2 separate regions of the Homo sapiens genome follow, and region 2 is linked to region 1. The links are chromatin contacts, found by Hi-C or POLR2A ChIA-PET in ENCODE. All regions are on one chromosome and are shown on one strand. Each heading gives the region's core, a stretch centred on a gene start or an enhancer-like site at or near the end of the contact. The rest is flanking DNA. Distances are from core to core; before and after follow the strand shown. Region 1 has its middle 82 kb from the start of LINC02279. Region 2 overlaps DICER1 (dicer 1, ribonuclease III).

Region 1 (6,844 bases), core at 76-2,575:
GGGTTAGGAGGTGGCAGATGATGATGGCTGTATGAGGATGGTGCCTTGGAGGGGGCAGAAAGTGGCTGGATTCTGGACATGTGGTGAAGGGGAGCTGACGGGATGGTGGTGCCAATGAACTGGGAGTGGTTGTGGTGGAAAGAGAGGAGTGTGGGAGAACTTCCAGGTATTTGGCCCAAGCAATGAAATGTGCCATTTCTGAAATGGTGACAGCCACTAAAGGGAGGAGGTTTGCAGGGTGCTCGGGATTGGGGTTTTGGCCACCCTGGGTGGGAAGGACTTGTAGGCACGCAGGAAGGCCTGTGAAGCAAGCAGTGGGATGTTTGCTCTGAGGCTGGGGGAGAGGGCTGGGCTGGGGTAAAACATTTCGGGGTCCTCAGTGGGTGTGGGATGGAATGAGATCATCAAGGGAGGGAAGACAGCAGGGTCAAAGGTTTCACCCTCAAGGGGAGTGAAAGCCTCTTGTACTGGCAGTCTCCTTCAGTAGTCTGGGCAGGAAAGGCACCTTCCCGCAGACAGCGCTGCTTCTAATGACAAAAACATAGTCAAACAAGGCTGAGCAGTGTCCATGGATCCTGGAACCGCCCAAGACCCTTTAGTGTTAGTTATCCAGGGCTGTCAGCACCAAGCATCCTAGACTAGGGCACTTAAACAACAGAAATGTGTTTCTCACAATACAGGAGCTAGAAGTCCAAGACCAAGGTGTCAGCAGGGCTGGTTTCCTCTGAGGCCTCTCTCTTTGACTTGCAGACAGCTGTCTTCCCCCATCTTCACGTGGTCTTCCCTCTGCGCGTGTCTGTGTCTTAATCTCCTCTTAGAAGGACACCAGTCAGATTGGATTATGACCCGACCGTATGAGCTCATTTTACTTTAATCACCTCTTTGAAGGCCCCATCCCCAAACACAGTCACATTTGGAGGTGCCGAGGTTAGGACCCTAACATAGACTTTTTGGAGAAGGTGGGGGCTGGGGCGGGGGTGGCGGACACAGTTCAGCCCGGAACACCTCCTGAGGCACCAGGCTGGCTCTCCACTTATTAATTGGGAACTAAATCTTCAAGCAGCAAATGAACTCTCACGCCCGTCACCGAGCGCATGGCTGGGCCAAGTCCTATTCATCTCTCGCCAGAGCTCTTCCTGCCACCAGCCCAGGCTGCCTGGAAAACAGAGCGTCTCATTTCCCCGCCGCTGAGTCCCATCCCTGCAGACGCACCTCATCAGGACAGGGGCCTGGCTGCAGCCCCGCTCCCCGGTCTCACACTACATCATGTGTCACCCTGTTGGTGGTGGCCTCCATGTAATCAAACACCCCTGAGTCAGACATCGCAGAATTAACAATCCTCCACGTGGTATAAACAGAGCCTAAATCAAATGCCAGCAAAAGGATATTGCCTTTTAAATGGGTCCTGACAGCTGTGGAAAATATTATAGAATAGAATCCTTACATATGACAGACATGAATTCTTAAGGAACCCCTAAACGGGTCCTCTGGATCGTTTGTGAGATTGTATTTTATTATGGATTGGATGTATTGAAGTAAGACTATAATCTTACTGTGCTCTGACCTCTGTTTTTATAGCTCTGTATAAACAGCAGTTACCGTATTAGATGGAGAGATGTTTACAGATGGAGAAATAAAAACACGCTGATTTACTGTGTTGTAGAAACCCGAAACCAGTCCAAGGCAGGGCCTGGGTTTTGTACGTCAGAGGCCCCGTCCTGATGGGAGCGGACAGCTTCGGGGGTGGAACCCAGGCCGGGGGTGTGGAACCCAGGCAGGGCATGGGCCTTTGGCTCCTGTCGGTGGGGGACACAGGCCCCGCAGCCTCAGAGTATCAGGTCCCTGCTCTCCAGAGCTCTGAGATCTGGACCTTTGGGACCACTGGGTGGGACACGGATGAGAAGAAGGCTCACACCCTGGGATAGTTTGGCTTCTGTTCTGCGCTTTTGCTGCTTCCTAGATGTGGAGGCTGGGTCTGAGAGACGGCAGGACTTCAGAGTGGGGCGCACCTGAGGTTGCCCTGGCTCTGCGTTAAGGAGCCGGGGACCTTGAGCTTAAGCTCTCCAGGGCTTGGTTTTTCACCTCTCTGGTGTGGGAGTGAAAACACCTGTCTCATAGGTTCTTGTGAAAAATGGCTGAAATAGTAGAAAATTCCAGCACTCAGGAAAGCTCCCTTCCTGCGTCTTTCCCCTTGCCTTTTAAAATCCTGTTACATTTTCCTTACGGTGGACTTAAGAGTTCTTGGAGAACAGCGTTCTCCTGGGGGCCGGGGGCACTCCACGGAGTCCCTTTGGGGTCCCCAAAGGAGTCTCCCGGCCTGCGTTCTTCACTCACTCACTCAGTCTGTGGGATGCAGCTGGAATAAGCACTAAGGAGAAGATAGGGCCGAGGAGAGGGATGGGGTGTCCGCAGTGGAGGTGCTAAGGTTTTAGAAAGGGTGGCCAGGGAAGGTTGAACAGACCTGCGCAGAAAACCCAGAAAAGCTGGGGGCCCCATTCACGTAAACACTCGAGGAAAGAGGACTCCAGGCAGAAAGAAGGGCCGAGGCAGAGGCCGGGAGGCAGCATAGGCAGGGGGGCTGGGGCTGGAGTGTGGGGCAGCAGTAGGGATGGGGTCAGGGGTATGAGGGGAGTCAGACGGCCTCGCACGTGTGTCCAGGTGGGCAGGAGCAGTGCTGCCATCCACCTGCTGGCCACAGCACAGGGGTGGGGCCCAGGTCCTTGTGGCTCTCACAGGGCAGGCCGCTGGAAGAGTTGGGGATTCCTGTCAAATCATGGCTCAGAGAGGAGCATCAGTTAGGAACAGCCATGTCGAAGGATCACCCAACAATTGCTGAAAACAGCCCTCCACTGGGTAATTGCTAAAAGGGTTTCCTGAGCCATTTCCACTACAGTTAATATCACCTAGTTTCTATACCACACACATTAGAACAAACTAAATATCTTTCGAATTCGTATTTCTGTATTGACTAACATTAATTTACGTGGTCATAGCAGTTGATAAATACATCAGCACGTCTCAGGAAGAGAGGCTGGGTGCCCCCAGGTTCACTGCTGCCATTAGCATTGATCCGTCTCCTCCTCCTGCCCCCTGATGATGTGTGGCGAGCCCACATCATCAGGACTCCGAATGGCTGCTCTGTTTGACCCCGATCCTCAGGACACAGCCCACTGGGCTTCTCCAAGCCACACACCATGGGGCCTTTGTTCTAACTTTGTTGCTTCCCCTGGACCACTCCCCGTGGTGAAAGGCGGATTCCTTGTTTGCCACAAGGAGTTCTGTTTTGTGTACTCTTGTCACAAAAGGGTACTACACGTCTCTCAGGGGACATGTTGTCAGGGTGCTGGGGAGACAGTGTGAACAAGGCAAGGAGCTTGCCTCATGGGACTAGCACTGACCTGACGGGGAAGACGGAGAATCACCGAGATGAAAGGACACAGTGGATGCTCCCTGCCGGATGACAGTGAATGCCAGGCATGGGCAGGGACAGGGCCTTGGGCTCACGAAGGACCCCTCTGATATGGGCTGCTTCCTGCAGATAAAGGACTTCCTGGGTTGCCTACTTCTTATTCTGGATCAGGGGATTTTAGGTGCAATCCAAAGCCCGGGGAGAAGAACCGCCCTGAAGGGATCGGACTGTTTGTACAGTGTTTTCGGCTTCTTATTTCTGGGGCCTCACAGCATGTGTGGAGGGCGGGGCAGGCAACCGGCAGGTGAGGACGCTGAGCCCACCGGCATGAACTCAGCAGGAGGCAGCAGAACCTGCCGCAAGGCAGGGAGTTGTGGGGAGGCCTCCCCTTCCCAGAGCCTGTGGGTGCCCTGCTTCCCCGATCCCGCCCTCCTCCCAGTGGCATGCACCTGCCCTCCCCCAGGGGCGCAGTGGAGAAGATAAGGGTTGTCTTCAGAGAGCCAGTGGCCTGGGACACAGGGAGAGCCTAGGCTGGTTCTAGATGGTTTCAAACAGTGAAGAACGCTGCAGCTCAATCCAAAGGGAACTTGAGAGATTTGGAATAAAGAGTGCTGTCCTGGAGGGGGCCCCTGTCGTAGGAGGGGCCAGAGCAGAGCTGGGAGCCAGAGAAGAGCTGGGGGCCAGAGTCTCGGGGGAAGGTGTATGGCTTCCTCCGGCAGGCAGGAGTCCTCAGGGCCTCCTCCCTCCTCCTTGGCTGGAGGGTCCGTGAGTCTAGGGCAGGGCAATTTTACCCCCCAGGGGACATTTGGCTGTATCTGGAGATCTTTTTTGGTAATCACACTGTGGGATGGGGAGAGACACTGCTCATCCACCAGTGGGTAGAGGTCAGGGATGCTGCTAGTTGTCTCACAGTGCCCGGGGCGGCCCCCATCAGAGATTCCCCAGGCGCAAAGTGCCCACAGTGCCCACAGGGCTGTGGCTGAAGAATCCTGGTTGGGTAAACATTTACATCGGACGAATACCTCAGAAGTCAGTGCACTTTGAAAACGGGGAAACTGAGACCCAGAGAAGGAAAGGGTCTCGCTCAGGGCATACGGTGAATCAGGGGGCAGAGCCAAGACTAGTATCCCATGGTCTCTCATCCAGGGCACATTCCTCTATACCAGGCCAATCCAGTTACCCAGTTCACCTGAGACACTCGCTGGTCTCTGCCAGCCTTTTGCCTGTGCGGACAGTCAAGGCACAGGGTCTAGCCAAGGGTTAAGACAACACTGCGCTTGCAGTCTCGTCTTGGAGTAAACGCAGTTGCTGCTTGCTGTGTGGCCGCAAGTTGGAAATTGTTTTCTTTTTCTTGCTTTTTCCTACCAGAGTCTGGACTGAGCTCAAACCAGACTTGCCATCTCATCCTCAAGCCACAAACCCCAGCAGGCTTCCTCGTGCATCTATCTTAGGTCTAATACAGCGATCATTGGCACAGTTTCTACTCTTAACTAAAACCAGCATCTTTTCTGCCTGTGGCCAACGGCACAGTTGATAGATGAAAGGTTTGGCCTCTTTGGTTCAATTAAAGATTGCCCATCTCTGGGTTTATGAGGATGAGTGTACAGAAGATTTCCAGCGTGGGCTTCTCATCTGGCCATCTCTGCCAATGCCTCCTTTAAGATGTAGAGAGAGGGCCCCAGCCTGGGTGTAACAACTGGTTAGAGGCTGATACATGAAAACGTACTGGACCCTCCCTCAGAATCTGGTGCAAAATGAGGCACCAGGCGTGGGTGCCTAACTTGTACGTGTGCATTACCCAACCACACCACAGAGGTGTGGCCGTGGGTACCCGTCTCTTCTGTCCATGGGAACAGTGGGACTGGTCCATGGCTCTGTGTCATTTGTAGGTGTCCTGGCTGAGAAGTAGCCATCTGGGGCAGGTACTGAGGGGCACTGCAGTGGGAGGAGCAGAAATTGCCTGGGAACTCATGGGAACTCATGAAGTAGGGCAGATGGGGACAGAGAGTCTGACCCTGAGGTGGCACATGGATTCCATCTTCCTTTTCTTTTTCTGTCTCTTTTGAAATAATTATAGACTCACAAGAAATTGCAAAAACAGTACAAAGTGTCATGTGCACCCTTCACACATCTTATATAACTCTAGTGCTTCATCAAAACCAGACATCATTCTTCACAATGTAATTAACCAGACTACACACTGTACTTGGATTTCACCAGTTATTATGCACATTCATGTGGTTTTATTTTTCTGTATGTCTTTGTGTATGGCTCTATGGCATTTTATCCCACCTATAGAGTCATGTAACCAGCATCACAATCAAGATACAGAATGTTCTGTCATGAGAAGAACACTCCCTACTGTGTTCCTTTTACAGTCACACCTGCCCCCACAGGCCTAATTATCTCCTCTCCATCTCTGTGATCTGGTCATTTTGACTATGTTATATAAACGGAGTCATGCGGTATGTAACCTTTTGAGAGTGGCTTTTTTCACTTAGCATAATTCCCTTGACATTCGTCCAAACTGTTGGATGCATCAATAGTTTGTTCCTTCTTATTGAGTAGTAGTCCACGGTATAGATATACCAGTTTGTTTGACCTGAATTACATCAAACTTGTCAGCTCCATTGATTTGGGAGTGGCTGCCTGAGACACAGGGATAAGGAACGACTCCTAGCTAGTTAGCAGAGGAAACACCACGGTGAGTAGCAATGCTGTTCCTATTCATTAATTCATGCATTCACTCAAGATATTTATTTTGCATCAATGCTGCACCATGAACAACACAACGGTGAGCAAAACAGATCCAGTTCTAGATGTCTTTGAGCTTATGTCTTAGTGGAGGGGACAGATATTTAATAAATAAACAGGAAAACATATATAACTTTAAGGAAAAAGAGCAGGGTTCTGGGAGAGAATGAAACTTTGGATGGGATGATTGCTGCAGCCTTGTCCAAGGAAGGGAAGAAGATGAAGTGTCATTGACTCGTGGAGGGGAATGGTATTCCAGGAACAGCATGTGTGAGGGCTCTGAGGTTGGACAAAGGCGCACGGATTGAAAGAATGAACAGAAGGCAGAAATGTCGAGGCTATTCAGTGGTCCAAGGCGAGGACAGCCAGAGAGGTGAGCAGATCATTCGGGTCCTAGGAGGAACATTTTTTCTCCAGGGCAAGAAGAATCCATTAGAGCATTTTTAACAGAGGGGCGGCATTTTCAGGTTTGGGTTTTACAAAGACTGAACTGACTGTTGTGTGGAGACGTGACCTTCGTGGGTGAGAATGGAAGCTCAGAGCTATTTGGAGGTCATGGTGGTCTCCTATGACCATGACCATGGGGGCCTGTCTAAGATCTCATCAGTGGAAATTAAGAGAAGTGGACAGATTGGACATGTTGGAGGGGTTGGCGTCCAGGAGGTGGAAGTGTGTGGGCAG
Region 2 (7,174 bases), core at 4,411-6,910, 49 kb before region 1:
ACTCATTCACTCTTCTCTAAGCCTCTGGGAAAGAGACAACACATCCCTGTTTTGCAGATGAGGGGACTCACACTTAGAGAGTCGAATGGGCTCCTGTCAGGTCACCTAACTGTTCATCTGGGAGAGTCAGGAGTGTGTCCAAGGCCTCCCAGGATGATCTTGAGGTGGACTGGAGGCGCAGTCATAACAACCACGTAAACTGGCAACTTGGGGGCAGTGGCAGTAGCAGGGAGGTAGGGAGAAATGTGGGAAGTCCATGTTAGAGTTGAGATTTTAGACCTCATGGAATATGAAGTGGAAATGTTCAGATAATTGAGGCTGTAGGATTCAGATACGGTTTTGTAGAGTAGTCGCCATACGGAAGCTCTGAGAATGGATGAGATTTCCAAGAGGTGGTTGCAGGAAGAAAGTATCAGAGGCTTGGACAAGTGTGGCATAGGCAATAGGATAGGATACTCTGTTAGACAAGACAGAGGTGACTTTCTATTACAAAACTCGTCCATTTGTCTGCTCAGAAACCTTCTACTCCTTATTTCTGCAGAAAGAATGATCACTCCCTCAGCCTGCTGTTCAGGCCCTTTCAGCCCTGATGCGTTTTGGATCCTAAGCAGGTGGAAGCCCCTTGCAGCTCATTGGACAGACTCCACGCTCAGACCCCCAGCCTTGGGGCCCTTGCTCTGTCCTTCCTTCTGCAGAGGGCTTGCCTCCATCTCTACCTGTCCAGAATTTTGCCCCATATTTGAGACCTTACGTAGCTCTTTCTTCATCCTGCCCACCATTTCTGTCAACTTGGAATGTGATTTCCCTCCCATGAGTCCACGTTGTACTTTATCCTCTTCTTGGCGCTTGTGATGCTTTGTTCTCTTAGCTTGGAAAGGGAAGCTAGCATTTATTTCAGCCTGCTACGTTTCAGGCAGAGAGGGAGAGTACTTTTGGCTATAGTGGTCACACGTACCCTCCTTTTCCCTGCTAGCCTGTGTGTCACGAGGACTGCCCCTCTGTCCTGCTGCCATCGTTCCCTCAGGGTTGCCCAATCGAGTGCCTCTCATATGGGGGGTGTCTATTAAACAATAGTTGAGTTACATGGGAAGAGGGCTAATGAAGTACTTAATAATAAGGAACCGAGCTTTATGAAAATGAAAATGGGATTGACAATTCTAGACCCTAGTTTCCAAGTACTAACTTGACAGAAATGCAATGATGTGAGAAATTAAGAAGGAGATAGAGGCATTAGGAAAAACAGACCGGAGTAGAGGGTAAGATAGTAAAGCTGTTCCATTAATGTGAATAAACAGAAACCTTTTGGTTCATTTTTTTTAAGTTGAATAAAAGTGTCTTGAAATGGCTGTAAAACAAAGGAATAATATTTGAGAGAGCATTACAGTTGAAATCCCGTTTGTGGCTTCGATTCTAGGAATATAACATTGTTTCAGTTTTGTTCGGTGCCAGTTTTCACTTTGCAGCTAGAGCTGATGGCATCCTCCCCCCATTTCATTGAAAATATTGTGACATCTTGACTTTTTCTATGGGTTCTTTTCTACTTTGGTAATTCCAGTTAGCAGTTTGCATTTTATATCATCAGGTTGTATTTTCAAGGCTTTGATATTGTCTGAAGTGTTTCTTCTCAGTCATTCATAAGGAGTATGCATAGTTATATACATTATTTTTTCTGCTCTGCATCTTATATTCAGAAATATTTACACCAAAAAAGCATAGAATATGTGGGAATTTAATATTCTTTTTATAACATGAATGGGTAGAAAAACTGTAGAGCCCTTATAATTAATTGATGACATATAATTAATTGATTAATTTTAAGAACATTTAACTGAGGATATGTTAATATGCCTTGAATGAATTCCAGCAGTGATCATTTATGGATAAGTATCCTAATATTTTCTGCTAAAGGTCAGCAACTGTAATCTGTATCGCCTTGGAAAAAAGAAGGGACTACCCAGCCGCATGGTGGTGTCAATATTTGATCCCCCTGTGAATTGGCTTCCTCCTGGTTATGTAGTAAATCAAGACAAAAGCAACACAGATAAATGGGAAAAAGATGAAATGGTAAGTTTGTGTGTGTGTGTGTGTGTGTGTGTGTGTGTGTGTGTGTGTAACTGGAGGGATTTACTTTTCGGTGAGCCAAATAATTTGTTTTATTAATTTTTTGTTTCATTTTCTTGGTATGTTTATAATAGAGTAGATATTTGATATATTTAATTAATTCCTTTAATTACACTGTCTTTTCACTGAATTCAGAAATAGTATTATAATTTTGATGGAGGCAAATTTCTATTTTTATTATTTCTTTTCCAAAGGCATAAGAGTATGTGATGTTTTGACTTTGAGTTTTGCTCTTCTTTAAAAAAATTTCACTTTGCTGTTATTACAATTTATCCTAGATCCTTAGCTCTGTTCAGTGAAATGACTTTTCAGTGACCTGTGATCTCCAGTCTGTCTGTGAAATAATTAATTTCAGTAAAATCTTGCTTTTGTAGCTCAGGGTTTTCCCAGTCAGGACTCCTGTGAACTTAAAAAAAAAAAATCATCCATAAAGATTGTTATTTTCTGGAAATAATTTAAATCTTGCCAGTGACTTAAGAAGACTCCAAATATCAGCAACAGCCACTTCATTTTGTCTTGTCTTGAAGGCCACCAGAGGGCACTTGGGAGGGCCTCCAAACTGCAGGAACCAGCGCAGTGGTGGTTGACTGGGAGAGTTCTAGTGCCTCTTCCGAAGTTAAAGGCAATGCTTCAGACAGTTTCATTTCTTGGAGATTTATTTTGCATTAAAAATAAATTGGCTCATTGTTACTTCATTTTTACCTCAGGCCAACAATGATAATACCGTTTTTTTCTTTCAAAGGTTATATTTTTAAATATCCATTTTCTCCATGTCTTCTTTGTGATGCATGTATCCTATATATCTGCCTTTAAGTATTTCCAGGTAGCATGTTCAGTGACACTATTTGGATTTTTACCTATTTATTGAGGATGTTTTTAACTCATGTAGTATTTGTCTTATTACAGAATTAGAACTTATTTGGAAAAGCATTAAGGGAATATTTTAATGCAAGTTAGGTCCGAACAATTATTTGTTATTAATTTAGAAATATGTAGAACCTTAGAGGAAAATGTATAGATTTTCAACTTTAGAAATGGTATGGTATTTCTATGAATAACATTCCAGTAACAGTCATCCTCCTTTGTTAATACCGTTTCATAATGTTTTTGGCTCTTTTTAAAAACTTGTAGCATGAAGGTGACATTGGCATGTCATTGATTTTTTTTTTAAGATACAACACAAAGTTCAATTTATTTTTCTTAATGTTTCTGATGGCACTTTGGTTATTGGAATTCATTAGAAATACTGTTCAGATTTTTATTTAGTAAGTTACTTTTATTGAAATATAGGCCCTTGCATTATATTGAAAAGATACACTGTGGTTTTGGCTGGTTGCATTGCCATTCTCCCTACCTTGCTCTGGCCCTTCAGCAAATGGGCTTAAGTGGAAACCTTTGCATGCTAAAACGCCTCTTAATAGACGAGAGTATCAAAGTTGACTTGAATGATATAGAAAAGGATTTCATGTGGCTGTTTTTTCTTAAAAGGCTTGAAGTGCTCTTGAAAAACATTTTATGAGACAGAACCCCACTCTTTTGTAGATGAAGCATCTGAAACCCAGAGGCACTAAAAGGCTTTGCCCAGGATCACACAGTTTGTGATAAAAGTCAGCCCTTTGTGATTTTTGTGCTCTGCCACTTTTGGCTTATGGTGGCACCTTTCTAAAGATACAGAAGGTTTTTTTCAATAAAAAAAAAATATTGTCTGATTTTTTAAAAATCGCAGTTTGGCCCTCTTTTTCTTAAGGACCAATCAAAAACATCTTCATGTTGCCTTGGAAAGTCTAAGATTGTTAGCAGGAAATGTTCCTTGAGGTCTGCCGCTACAGTTGCTTTTGGTGTTCCTTATTCTTGAAAAGGTGTTTCTTTCTTAATTAAAAAAATGAAAAGATAAATAGTTAGAGATATGGCTTGGCTTACTGCTATTTCTTTTCAGACAAATGTAGTGTTTATATCTTGAGTCTAGTTTAAAATATTTGTAGTATTTAAAAAATGCTTGAAGGTTGCAACTTTTTTTTGTCAGAACACTGGAAAGTTGTTACAATCAACATTGATGCACACCCTTCGTCTTCCCCCTTCACAAGTTTTTTGGTTTTTTAAAAACTTGCATAACAGAAATTTGGCATCTTTCTAGGATTGCAAAGAAGTTACATCATTACTGAAATCTAGCCCATTATTAAGGTTGTCACTCACAAATAAGCTTTTGCCAAAGAAATTGGAATTAGCAAAGATCTTTTGACAGAAATTGGATTGTTGTGTTTCATGTTAGTCTAAATTTTCTTCCATTTTTGTCAGTTATGCTATAATCTGTTCCCCTGATTACCGTAGTTCAGAGTGGAGGGAAAAAACGTAACTTCTCAAATTCATAGCTTAGTGCAGTGATCACTTTTATTTTTTAAGGAAAGCAGTGTAGTTTTTTTGTGGCAAGTATACTTTGAAGTGGAAATAGGGACAAAAAGCTTTATTATAAAATCCTATTGTACATTTTAAAAAATGATTTTATCTGTTTTTATATTATATTCTTAATTGCAAAGGTAATGCTTTTCTACATCTGGAATTTCGTTTTATTAGTTTGAAAATCTTTTTGAAAATCAAATTACCACATTTTCAAATTTTGTCAGCAAAATTGAAGATCTGTGTGATCAGCATATGAGTGCTTTCATTGTGTGTCCTACCAGAGTTAGACGACTTAGTTGAAGTTTTGCATTGTGGACATTAATTTTAACTTTATATCCATGTTCAAAGTCCTTAACTTAAAGCTTCATACTGGATAAAGGTCATTTTATAACTTAGAAAACGAACATTCAAAGAACATGTTTTACTTTGTTTATATGATTAAATAACTTATTTTATGTTAATTGAAAACAAATGGCCATGATTTTAAAGTTGCCTTTTAGTATTTGTGGTTGTCATTTGAAATTATCCATAACCCTTGCTTTTATTGAGTTTCAAACCCTTTTAAAAACAGCAGCTATGTTTCCCCTCCTTCCCCATTCCCCCTCGTTTCAGACAAAAGACTGCATGCTGGCGAATGGCAAACTGGATGAGGATTACGAGGAGGAGGATGAGGAGGAGGAGAGCCTGATGTGGAGGGCTCCGAAGGAAGAGGCTGACTATGAAGATGATTTCCTGGAGTATGATCAGGAACATATCAGATTTATAGATAATATGTTAATGGGGTCAGGAGCTTTTGTAAAGAAAATCTCTCTTTCTCCTTTTTCAACCACTGATTCTGCATATGAATGGAAAATGCCCAAAAAATCCTCCTTAGGTAGTATGCCATTTTCATCAGATTTTGAGGATTTTGACTACAGCTCTTGGGATGCAATGTGCTATCTGGATCCTAGCAAAGCTGTTGAAGAAGATGACTTTGTGGTGGGGTTCTGGAATCCATCAGAAGAAAACTGTGGTGTTGACACGGGAAAGCAGTCCATTTCTTACGACTTGCACACTGAGCAGTGTATTGCTGACAAAAGCATAGCGGACTGTGTGGAAGCCCTGCTGGGCTGCTATTTAACCAGCTGTGGGGAGAGGGCTGCTCAGCTTTTCCTCTGTTCACTGGGGCTGAAGGTGCTCCCGGTAATTAAAAGGACTGATCGGGAAAAGGCCCTGTGCCCTACTCGGGAGAATTTCAACAGCCAACAAAAGAACCTTTCAGTGAGCTGTGCTGCTGCTTCTGTGGCCAGTTCACGCTCTTCTGTATTGAAAGACTCGGAATATGGTTGTTTGAAGATTCCACCAAGATGTATGTTTGATCATCCAGATGCAGATAAAACACTGAATCACCTTATATCGGGGTTTGAAAATTTTGAAAAGAAAATCAACTACAGATTCAAGAATAAGGCTTACCTTCTCCAGGCTTTTACACATGCCTCCTACCACTACAATACTATCACTGGTAAGGAGCCCACGACCAGACTTCATTTCTGGGAAAATGAGACTTTGTGTTGATCTCATCGTGTTGGCCTTGTAAAAGTGATCTATGCATGTACAGTGTTCATGCTTAATATTCAAGGGATGGGGCGGGGAACAAAAGGAATAGAAAGAATTCTTTTCCTTGTTATTTGGGGAGCACGTATTGCTTTATAACTTTGGTTGTTGGGAGTATGGCTATCATATACCCTCATCAGTGTCATTTTATATCTGCCTAATTAGAGAAATTTTAACCTTAGTATTTTGATGTGTTTTCCCCATTTTATCCTCCGCAAATATCTTTCTCTTGCCCATTCAGTGCTGCTTTTGGTTTTTGATTTAGTTGTATATTCTGGATGTATTTCCACAGCCTTTTATTGTTCTTCCTGGACAAAAAGACCCCTCCTTTAGGGTCTTTTTAAAGATGGATAGATTAAAAGATTAAAAGCAATGATTTCACAAGAAGGTTGCGTGGCCCTTGCTGTGACTCTGCTGTCATCTTCTACTTCTCACTGTGCTCTGTATTTGCCCCTCTTTTAATAGACTGTCAACCCATTAGATTAGAAGGGAGAACAAGCCCCTCACACCCAAATCAGCTTCAGGCTGTGAAACACAGCTGAAGTTTACATTTCAATTTCTGTATCAGAAAAATAAGTGCCTGAATTCAGAACACCAAAGCAAAGTATAAAGTTTGTAGTTTATATAATAAAAGCAGCGTAGGTTAAGGTGATCAGCAAAATGTAAAAACCAAAAAGTGAAAAACTATCTGACTCTGGACTGGAAAGACTGATGAAACTAAAGCCTAATTTTCGTTATGGAGGAAAAATGATACGTGGCTTTCGACTACATTCTGCTGGAAGTTCCGAGACCTGGGTTCTCGCCTAGCAGTCCCTGCTTCTTAATTCCTTGCTTATTCTGGGACAAGTCACCATCGGTCCCTGCCTCAGTTTCCTCAGCTGGATATATTATTTTAATCACTGTGAGAAAATAGAGGTGTTGATTTAACATTGATCATTTTCACATTTTGACAACCAGTTTACCTGCCTTTGCTCCCTTTCACAACTCTTCTTTCTCAATCTCTTGGTTTGTGGTAAATTCATTTCTATAATAGCTCAAGTTAAGAAGAGGGTCTTCTTTTCCT

Evidence for each region. Hi-C counts contacts between places; a loop is a spot of excess contacts on that map. ChIA-PET counts read pairs that join two places held with the same protein, here RNA polymerase II (POLR2A). Pooled maps may share reads with other maps.
Region 2: a loop to region 1 is called in a map of sigmoid colon, with 2.1 times the contacts of the local background. The contact joins two enhancer-like sites. A Hi-C loop is called at or near these places in 1 of 168 maps with a recorded cell type or tissue (sigmoid colon) and 1 of 50 pooled maps. POLR2A ChIA-PET finds 5 or more read pairs at or near these places in 2 of 52 experiments (activated T-cell and activated naive CD4-positive, alpha-beta T cell).

What each region holds. Positions count from the first base shown.
Region 1 is chr14:95,041,857-95,048,700 of GRCh38, reverse strand. No RefSeq gene overlaps it. Among named protein-coding and RNA genes, the nearest start is that of LINC02279, 82 kb to the right of the region's middle. RefSeq lists enhancers at 2,691-3,225, 3,226-3,759. Within about 2 kb of position 1,325, at least 4 of the 41 ENCODE cell types and tissues checked have a DNase peak (open chromatin) inside an H3K27ac peak, as active enhancers do.
Region 2 is chr14:95,094,670-95,101,843 of GRCh38, reverse strand. It overlaps DICER1 (dicer 1, ribonuclease III), which reads left to right. Exons shown (of 27, transcript NM_177438.3): 22 at 1,909-2,064; 23 at 5,131-6,019. Among named protein-coding and RNA genes, the nearest start is that of MIR3173, 40 kb to the left of the region's middle. Within about 2 kb of position 5,660, at least 2 of the 41 ENCODE cell types and tissues checked have a DNase peak (open chromatin) inside an H3K27ac peak, as active enhancers do.